Regions from separate parts of the Homo sapiens genome. Here regions 1 and 2 are each linked to region 3. The links are chromatin contacts, found by Hi-C or POLR2A ChIA-PET in ENCODE. All regions are on one chromosome and are shown on one strand. Each heading gives the region's core, a stretch centred on a gene start or an enhancer-like site at or near the end of the contact. The rest is flanking DNA. Distances are from core to core; before and after follow the strand shown.

What was found. Hi-C counts contacts between places; a loop is a spot of excess contacts on that map. ChIA-PET counts read pairs that join two places held with the same protein, here RNA polymerase II (POLR2A). Pooled maps may share reads with other maps.
Region 1: a loop to region 3 is called in a pooled map, with 14 times the contacts of the local background. The contact joins the promoter of ARHGEF2 here to the promoter of RUSC1-AS1 in region 3. A Hi-C loop is called at or near these places in 2 of 37 single-sample maps with no recorded cell type and 10 of 50 pooled maps. POLR2A ChIA-PET finds 5 or more read pairs at or near these places in 1 of 52 experiments (CD4-positive, alpha-beta T cell).
Region 2: a pooled map shows a loop between it and region 3 (7-fold over the local background). The contact joins the promoter of KHDC4 here to the promoter of RUSC1-AS1 in region 3. A Hi-C loop is called at or near these places in 7 of 50 pooled maps. POLR2A ChIA-PET finds 5 or more read pairs at or near these places in 2 of 52 experiments (OCI-LY7 and activated CD4-positive, alpha-beta T cell).

What each region holds. Positions count from the first base shown.
Region 1 is chr1:155,977,114-155,980,225 of GRCh38, forward strand. ARHGEF2 (Rho/Rac guanine nucleotide exchange factor 2) reads right to left here and starts at 1,434. Exons shown (of 22, transcript NM_001162383.2): 1 at 1,252-1,434. The coding sequence starts at 1,314. ARHGEF2-AS2 (ARHGEF2 antisense RNA 2) reads left to right here and starts at 1,526. Exons shown (of 3, transcript NR_183460.1): 1 at 1,526-1,581; 2 at 2,207-2,342. RefSeq lists silencers at 1,429-1,588, 1,649-1,698 and enhancers at 2,039-2,108, 2,570-3,112, 2,579-2,628.
Region 2 is chr1:155,933,063-155,936,145 of GRCh38, forward strand. KHDC4 (KH domain containing 4, pre-mRNA splicing factor) reads right to left here and starts at 1,351. Exons shown (of 14, transcript NM_014949.4): 1 at 1,274-1,351; 2 at 571-787. The coding sequence starts at 1,311. It overlaps LOC107985207 (a long non-coding RNA gene), which reads left to right and starts at 1,406. Exons shown (of 2, transcript XR_001738244.2): 1 at 1,406-1,487; 2 at 2,186-3,083. RefSeq lists enhancers at 857-2,056, 912-1,478, 1,018-1,327, 1,428-1,587.
Region 3 is chr1:155,322,386-155,325,532 of GRCh38, forward strand. RUSC1-AS1 (RUSC1 antisense RNA 1) reads right to left here and starts at 1,791. Exons shown (of 6, transcript NR_145424.1): 1 at 1,693-1,791; 2 at 1-52. It overlaps RUSC1 (RUN and SH3 domain containing 1), which reads left to right. Exons shown (of 10, transcript NM_001105203.2): 2 at 1-745; 3 at 2,460-2,558; 4 at 2,717-2,793; 5 at 2,931-3,105. RefSeq lists enhancers at 1-199, 2,371-2,580 and silencers at 581-820, 1,111-1,340, 1,381-1,580, 1,921-2,290, 2,311-2,360.

The DNA.
Region 1 (3,112 bases), core at 184-2,683, 650 kb after region 3:
AAGTTGGTGATCAGCATAGGCTGGCACCAGGGTAGTAGGGCACTCAGGTTGGAGAGAAGCCAGAGATTAAACCAACTCTGGGCTGGGACCTGTCCTTTCTGATAATGGGTACAGTGCGGGGGCCCCAAAGGAGCTGGGAGGTGCTGTCTGCAGGCACCACCTTCCTTTCAGCTCTGACTTATTCACCTGCAAGTCAGCTTCATCATTTCCTGGGGTCTGGGTGTGGAAAGGTCAGGGCACTTGGGAATGGGGCTGGGTACAAAGGCAGGGATAAAGGGTACTTGGAGAGGAGTGGCCAAGAGGTCATGATGGGGGAGGCGTGTGGATAATTATACACCCAGACTCATGAAATGCTAGGTGAAGGGACCCCAAGACGAGCAGATAAGAGAATGAGAGCGCTGGGGGAGGAGGAGGAAGGGCAGGGAACACAATGCATAGTGCCAGGTGTGTCAGCCTAAGGGTTTCAGGTTGGGAGAAGGAAGAGCTAGGAGGCTGGCGGGGCAGATAGGGATGGAGGCCCTATGTTCCAGGCAGAAGGGCTCAGGATGGAGGAAAGGAGCCCAGCTACACAAAGACCTCTGCTCCCTTCACCTAGAGGTGATGGTTTGGGGGAAGTAAGCCGTCCCTCGGCCGTCCCGACCCCAGCCACCCGCCCACCCAGAGGGGAGAACTGAATCACAGCTGGAAAGTCCATTTGCGAGGAGAGGAGGAGCTGACTTTTGTCTTGGAGGGGTGGTGGTGGTGGTGGGAGGAAGCCGGGAAACCACCCCCTCCCGTCCCCTCCGCCGGATGGCGGGGACAAAGGGGGAACGACCAAGCCAGCGATTGGGGAGTGATGGGGGGTCGCCACGCCAAGCCCAAGCCGGTGGGGCCCGGGGTGAGAGGAGGTGCCGGAGCTTCCACCGCCCCCACCCGCGAGACACACACCTCCCTCTTCCCGCTCCGTCCCTTACCGGAGCAACTTTCTTTCAAGCGGCCTAAAGCACTCGGTCCCGCCGGCTTGGAGGCGACCAAGCCCAGGTCCGCTCCGCTCCCTCCCGGGATCCCAGCACCGTCGCGTCTGCCGCTCCCCCCACCCCTACCCACTCGCTCGCAGTCCCCACCCACCCCGTCCCGCCGCTCGCCGATCCACCGCTCCGCCCGATTTTGGCGCCCAGAAAGCAGGCGGGGAGACAGGAGATGCACCGCGGGTGCCGGGGTTCGGGGAGCACCCGAGGACCGCGGCGAAAGGAGAGGGGTTTCCGAGCCCACCTTGCTCGCCAGCTCTCTGCTCCGGTCGATCCGCGCCCGCGTGAGGGATTCGATCCGAGACATAATCGGACGGGGGGACCAGGGAGGACGCGGCGCGGACCCCGGCGTCCTGTATTGTTGGGGGAAGGCGGGGGGAGGGGTTCGGCCCGCACGCGTTGGTCTCGGGGACAGGAAGTCTGACTCCCCTCGCCCGGCACCCAGCACCAGTTCCTCAAACCCGAGTCTCCTCCCCCGCCCAAGCTCAGGAAGGGGGTAGGCGGAGCGGAGGGAGGGCGGGGTGCCCGCGCGCAGGACGGGACGCCAGGGTTTGTGTGGGGGCAGCTCGGAGAGGTACGAGGGTCCTAGGACAGGTTTGAGAGGCCCCTCTGCCTATTTCCCCTCCAGCGCCTGGGGGCGCCCTCTAGCCCCAGAGACCCGCCTCTTAGCTCTTCTTTTCCTAAAACCCAGCCCCGCAGCCCTCGCCGGACCCAGGTTGGCCCTTTCCCCTCTGCCCTCCCCTTCTTCCCTTCTCCCCTCGCCCTCCCTTTTTCCCTCCCCTACTGCGTTACCTCAGTCTTTAAAGACCCGCAGGCAGGAGAATTCCATCCGCCCCCAGCTCTTAGAAAACCCAGGACCAGTTCCTTCCTGGCCTTCGGGGTCCCATCAAAGCAGGCCTGAGCAGACTGACCCCTTTTACGATTGGGGGCAGGGGTGGCCAGAGGGAGAGGAAATCAAAGGAGAACTAAACGCTGGATCTTCAGTACACGGGAAGGGTAGGATTCACTCCCAGAGGTCGAAGAACAGAGAGGAGAGAATTCTCCCACATGCCCCACCCTTCTGGGGCCTTCCTGACCCCACTCTGCCCTCCTCCTAGCTCCGCCTCTGCCAGCTACTTTGGGGGACTAGGTTGGGATTCTCCACTTTTACCGAAGGCCTTCCATGTGTCTAACTGCAGTTCTCTCTGTTGCAAGTTAAGCCGGAACTGAAAGACCAGAAACCAGCCTGCCCTAGTCAAAGAAAGTTAGGGCCCAACCAGCCTCTCCCCAAGAAGCAGGGTAAGGTGGGGCATTCATCTCTCTGGACCCTTTTCCCCAGCCTGAGCCAGCCTTTGGGTGAGTTTCCTGCTATTGGGAAAATTCCTCCTCCAGTCTAACTATGATCACTTACAGTGAAGTTCATTTCTGCCTCTCAGGGTCTCCCATTTCTCTGGAGAAACCAGAAGCACAGAGAGGCCTGGGACAGAGCCTTCGGTTAGCAGGGTCCTGCCTGATTCTGGCCCCAAAGGGCGTGGGAGAAGAAGGGAGGGAGGGGAGACCCAACCCAGATCCAGCAGTTCTCTGCCCTGGCTCAGCAGTGGGGCCAGGCTGCAGGTTTCAAGCCCAACTCAGCACTCTTGTAGGTGCCAATTTTAGCCTCTGCCACTATTTTTGGGCTCCACTACCTCACCACTGGCTGAGCTGGTTGGGCTCCTCACCCCCAGCACTACCCCCACACTGCCCCTCCGGCTTCCCCTCCTTCCTAGCAACTCCTTCACCTCCTTCTTCACCCATTCCCCTGTTTAGAATCCTTAAATAGCAAAGACCAGGAAAAAGGAAGAGGAAATAAACCGTGCCCAGTTCAGGCTGGATGGACATTAGAAAGCAGGAAGGACTTCCCCAGGGCCACAGCTTGTTCTTCCTGGCTTGCACCTGCCAAGTATACCTACGGGGAGGGTGTAGGAACTCCCCCAAACCAAGAGGCCTGAGGCTCCTGGCCCCAGAACTCCAGACTCACCTCCCCTGAGGTGGGCAGCCAAGACTCAGGAATGTACTAAATTTAAAAACAGACAGCCAGAGGCTAGAATCTTGGCCTCAAGGTTCCACCCACTGGAGGCCCAGAGACA
Region 2 (3,083 bases), core at 101-2,600, 610 kb after region 3:
TTGCTTTAAATGACTATGGAAATACAGCTTAAGCTGAACTAAGTGAACAAGGACAAGACAAGGTATTTGGTCCATAAATGTAATCAGCCCAATCAAAAACGCCTCGTAAATATGTATTTGTAACAAAATGTGTTCTGGAACATTCCAAAACTAAATGATCTCTCAACTACTATATCCATTTATCCTTTACTAACACAAATTATTATGCGATTACAGGATTACAAACAACTTTTTTTTTTTTTTTTTGAGACGGAGTCTCATTGGGTCGCCCAGGCTAGAGTGCACTGGCACAATCTCGGCTCACTGCAACCTCCGCCTCCCGGGTTCAAGCAGTTCTGCCTCAGCCTCCTGAGTAGCTGATTACAGGCGCGTGCCACCATGCCCGACTAATTTTTGTATTTTCAGTAGAGACGGGGTTTCACCATGTTGGTCAGGCTGGTCTCAAACTCCTGACCTTGTGATCCACCCGCCTCGGCCTCCCAAAGTGCTGGGATTACAGGCGTAAGCCACCGCGCCCGGCAAAACAACTATTAAATTCGCAATTAGTGGAGACCCTTCAACTTCAAATACCTTCTCAGAAGCATTCTGAGTTGGTTTCAGCTTCCCTTTTGCCATGAGCATGGCATTAATCTTGGCAGCCACAGCAGCAGCAGCATCCAAGGCTCCTGAAGGAGCAGCTGTGGTGCCCCCAGGACTTCCCCCACTGCTGGTGACCTCCCCACCTGGGGCCGCTGGCGGGAGGAAGAGAAGTGGGGCTGGAGCTGGTTGGTCCCATTTGCTGCGGCGCCTACATGGAGAAAAAGGAAAACATTAGGCCCCAAAGCTTTCGTGTATGTTATTCTTTCCTTACTACGCCTTAGCACCCCATTTTCCCTCTATTATATTCCATTTACACCTCCGAATCACCTTCCAAATCTAAAACTCCCCTCTCCTTAAACAATTATTGCTTATTTAACAAACCCCCACTTTCAACCCTTCCCCAAAATCTTTCGTTTCTACTGTCACCTATATCGAAAGACTCCACTCTATCCTACACGCTCTAGTTTACGCCTTCCCCTTGGCTCGCCCTTCCAAAAGTCCCCGTTTGCCTCCTCCCTCGGATCCCCGCCGGCCCTTTAAGGGCCCCAGGCCTGCTCAAGATCCTTCTCCCCAAACGTCCAGCCCTTTACTTCCCACTTAAGGACCCTTCCACCCTATACGCAGCTTCTCAGGGTCCCTCCGCCTCTCCTGCGCCCCAGTGCTCGCTCCGATGCCCTCGCCCCTGAAGCCGTACCCGCCAGCTCCAGGATGTGTCGCGCTCCCCGCGGACATGGCGACCGCTTCTACTCAACCACCCGCCAACTATCCGACTACCACCTCTCGTCACTTCCGCCCCCAACGTTCTTACGCACAGCCTCTTCCGGTCGTGGGGCCGAGCGGTTCCGGTGAAAATGTCGATTCCGATTGGACTCTCGATGATTTAAAGGCATCTGGCGTTTCTGAGGCAGGTAGGGTGTGATCTTCCGGGTTGCGCCTTAACCTTAAGAAAGATGGCTGCTGTGCCTACTATAAATGCGGAATCGGGGCTAGCTGAATCCATCTTTATCGTGGGCATGTTGTTAGACTAGAAGACAATATGCATGAGTCAGGAGATTAAACAGGTTTCTCCTCAAATTCCGCTACGTTTGTGTTGAGTCCTAGTTTCTGTCTGGGGAGACAGCCTTCCCGCGGCTTTTGCCCGTTTCACGTTTCTGTTACTTAGGAAAAGGAAAAGGATTCGTTGCAAAGATCATTTGGAGAATTTCTCTGTTTGTTTGCTTCATTTCTGTGCACCAAGCAGGGAATATAAAAATAAAAAGATGAATAAGCCGCAGGCCCTGCCATTCTGGTACTCTCAATGTGGCAAGGCAGGTACGCAGGCAAATATGTATGATAGAGTTGTATATTAAGCAAAGGTCGAAGAAGATAAGCTGCTCATCTTGCTGGAGCGTTTAAGAATGGGACGCTAAAAAGCCGGTTGAGTACTGGAGAGGCGATCAAGCATAGGTTATGGAGCACCCTGTTCTGGCATCTGTGTACTTAACGGTTGAGCTGGCTGGAGTGGGAGGCCAGAAGATGAAAGGCCTTGAATGCTATGCTGAGGAGTTTGAGTTGATTCTGTAGGCTAAAGGTTTCTTTTTTTTTTTTTTTTTTTTTTTTGAGACAGTTTCGCTCCGTCACCCAGGCTGAAGTGCAATGACGCGATCTCGGCTAACCACTCTCCGCCTCCCGGGTTCAAACGATTCTCCTGCCTTAGCCTCCCAAGTAGCTGGGATCACAGGTGCCCGCCACCACGCCCAGCTAATTTTTTGTTGTTGTTGTTTTGTATTTTTAGTAGAGACACAGTTTAGCCATGTTGGCCAGCCTGGTCTCAAACTCCTGACCTCAGGTGATCCACCCGCCTCGGCCTCCCGAAGTGGTAGGATTACAGGCGTGAGCCACCGCGCCCTGCCGAGGCTAAAGGTTTCTAACCTTTAGGATGTCTTGGAGCTTCAATGAGTCTCCTGATCCTCCCACCTCAGCCTCTGAAGTAGCTGGGACTACAAGCACGGGCCACCACACCTGGCTTTTTTTTTTTTTTTTTAAGAGACCGGGGTGGTAGGGGGTGCGGGGGTGGGGGGTGTCTTACTATTTTGCCTAGGCTGGTCTCAAACTCCTGGGCTCAACCGATCCTACCACCTCGGCCTCCCCAAAGTGCCCCTTTTCCTCTTCTCCCCAAAACACAATGCTGTTGGGATTCTGATTGAAATTACATTATTTATTATATTTGTCATTTTAAAAAATTTGTGATGTAACTCCTATGCCATAAATTTACCCTTTTTAAAGAGTAAATTTAAGTGCACAATTCAGTGTTTTTTAGTGTGTCCACAAGATTGTGCCACAATCATCATTATCTAATTCCAGATTATTTTCATCACCCCAAAAAGAAACCCCTCACCTGTTAACAGTCACTTCACATTTCTCTTGCCCCGCAAGACATGGGCTACCACTAATCTACTGTTTCTCTGGATTTACCTATTTTACACATTTTATATAAATGGAATTATACAATGTGTGACCTTTTG
Region 3 (3,147 bases), core at 541-3,040:
CAGGATCTCCCTACCTCTGAGCTCTTAGAGGCGGATGATGGGAAAATCGACGCTGGGAAAACGGAGCCCAGTTGGAAGATTAACCCAATTTGGAAAATTGACACAGAGAAAACTAAAGCTGAATGGAAAACCACTGAAAACAATAACACTGGTTGGAAAAACAACGGGAATGTTAACTCTAGCTGGAAAAGTGAACCTGAAAAATTCGACTCTGGTTGGAAAACCAACACAAGAATAACTGATTCTGGCTCGAAAACAGATGCAGGGAAAATTGATGGAGGATGGAGAAGTGACGTCAGCGAGGAGCCGGTGCCCCACCGGACAATCACGTCCTTCCACGAGCTGGCCCAGAAGCGCAAGCGGGGCCCAGGGCTGCCCCTTGTCCCGCAGGCGAAGAAAGATCGCAGTGACTGGCTCATAGTCTTCTCGCCCGACACCGAGCTCCCCCCCTCGGGGTCGCCGGGCGGCTCCTCGGCACCTCCTCGGGAAGTCACCACCTTCAAGGAACTCCGGTCCCGAAGCCGGGCCCCAGCCCCGCCAGTCCCGCCTCGAGACCCCCCAGTTGGCTGGGCTTTGGTCCCGCCCCGGCCCCCACCCCCGCCTGTCCCTCCCCGAAGGAAGAAGAACCGACCTGGACTGCAGCCCATAGCGGAGGGGCAGTCCGAGGAGGGCCGGGCTGTCAGCCCAGCGGCTGGCGAGGAGGCCCCAGCCGCGAAGGAGCCGGGCGCGCAGGCCGGCCTGGAGGGTAAGAGGTCGCAAGAAGCGGGAGGAGGGCTGGGCTTCGGCCGCTCACGCCTCCTAGGCTTCCAACCCGGCCCCCTGTCTTCCCTCCATTCTGTGTCACCCATCCTCCCCGCCCCTTCTACCAGGGAGCGCTCCGGGAAAGGGAAACTGGGTGGGTCATTGGGTTATGGGACTAACTGTTTGCTCCCTCTTCTTCCCGCCCCTTCTTGCCTGGCTGCCCATCCCGCTGCCCTCCTTCCCTCTGCGCCTGGCCCCGCCAATCCCGCCTGCAGCCGGTCCCCTCCTGCTCCCTCGGCCCCTGGTTTTCCGGTTCTCGGCCGACGGGCGCCCCCTGTTGGAGGGTGGGGGCGCAGGCGCAGCTGGGTCTCTGCTCCTGGCTCCTCTGGCCGGGTGGCCCGGCGCCGGGCTGCGGCTGCTGGGGGCGCCGAGCCCCCCAGAGGAGCAGCTGCTGCCCGTCCGCCTGTCCCCGGTGGGAGCCTATTCGCCTCCGACTCGGGGAGCCTTGCCCTGCCTGGCCAGCCCCGAGCTGGCACTGCTGCTGTCCCCGCTCTTTCCCAGAAGTAGCACCTTCCCCGCCGCGGCTCCCCCACCCCGCCAGGTACCCGCCCCCCCGCTGCCACCGCAACCTCGTCCGCCGAAGGCCCCTCGCTGGACCAGGAGCCCATCGCCTCCGCCCAGGCTACGTAAGACGGACCCGGGCTAGCCCCGCGGGCCACGCCTCAGGCGGGCCGCCCCGCCCACTCTCGCCCGGCCCCGTTTTCGCTTTTTTTCCGGGGTTGCCCAGCTTAGTCCCGCCCTTCAGTTTAAGCCGACTCCAAGCAAGTTTGTCGGCCTTGGGGAGTCTGGCCCCGTTCCTAGTGCTGGAGGGGGAAGTTGTTGCCTTTCCTGCTCCGTGGGCCGGCCCCCTCTCCCTCCAGACCCACCTGGGCATAGTGGACGCGGGCTTACCCAGCCTCCATGCCAAGTCTAGGGGGTCCCAGCGAGTCTGTTGTTAGGGGCTTTGGGTCACACCCTCTGTGGAATTCCTTGGCCTGTGCAGCTCGGGCCTGCCCCCCGACCTTGCTAGGGAGGGGTGGAGGGTGAAGCTCCCGGGAGCTCATTGGCACTAGAGGTTCTGGCCACGCCCTCTCCGCGAGTCCAGTCCCACGCGGGATGAAGAGGGCACCCTCCGCCAAGAGGCTGCTGCGGGACCCGGGTTTCCCCTTTCCGGCGCCTTCCAGCCTCCCAATCCTCGGGTCTCGCCTCCCTCCGTCTCCTCCCTTTCCCCTGTCTGTCTTTCCATTGGTCCATGCCGCCCACGTGCTCCCCGGGGCTCCGCAGGCAGGACTGGGCCCCGGGGCGGTGCGCTGGGCTACACCTCCCTCCCCGCGCCCCGTCCTCTCCCGCCCTACAGGCCCTAGCAGGGCAGGCGGGAGGTGAGCGCGGCCATCCCGCTCCCGGAGTTCCGGGATCCTGGAGGTGGGGGCTGTGCCCTGAGGGAGGGCACAGGGAACCGGGATGGGGCTGGGGGACAGCGAGTGCTGGGAAGTGTGCGAGATTTCACTCCGGGGCTCGGGTCGAGCTACCCCGTGCTTCAGGCGGTCCTGCGCCTCCTCTCCCCAAGACCCTTCGGGGACACAGCACTGCAGACCCGCCGGAGACAACTTGTGCGGGAGCCCGGAGTCCTCGGAATAACACTTGGTAAGTGTTACCGCGCCCTTCTTCCCTTACGCCAGTCCGTAGTTCGTGGTCCTTCGCCGGTGTCCCCGGAGCCCAGCGGCTGTGGATGGCAGAAGCCCAGAGTGGGACTGGTCAGCTGCAGGAGCAGAAGAAAGGTAGGGCACCCTGACTCCCGACCCCGCGCTTCCGAATAAACTGCCCTTCGCCCCCGGCCCTGCTCTCAGGCTGTCCGAAGGCAGTCTCTCCACGCCCCTCGGGCAAGCCTGGGTAGGGGCGCGGCCTCCTAGCGTCTTCCCTTTCCCACTCCTCCCAGGTCTTCTGATAGCCGTCAGCGTCTCCGTTGATAAAATCATCTCGCATTTCGGGGCCGCCCGGAACTTGGTGCAGAAGGTGAAGGTGGCTGGGGGGAGGCTGTTGGGATGAGGAGAGTAATGGAGCTCCGCGGGGGGTGCGGGAATGGTTGGCGGGAGGTGGCTGGGAGGTGTCTGGAGGGATCTCTGGAGCCATCGGCATCGCGCCACCTCCAGGCCCAGTTGGGTGATAGCCGGCTGAGCCCGGATGTGGGGCACCTGGTGCTGACCACCCTCTGCCCGGCCCTCCACGCCCTGGTGGCGGACGGGCTGAAGCCTTTCCGGAAGGACCTCATCACCGGGCAGCGCAGGAGCAGCCCCTGGAGCGTGGTGGAGGCGTCGGTGAAGCCAGGTGAGCCAGGAGGGCGTGGGACCCGGCAGTGCGCAGGGCAGG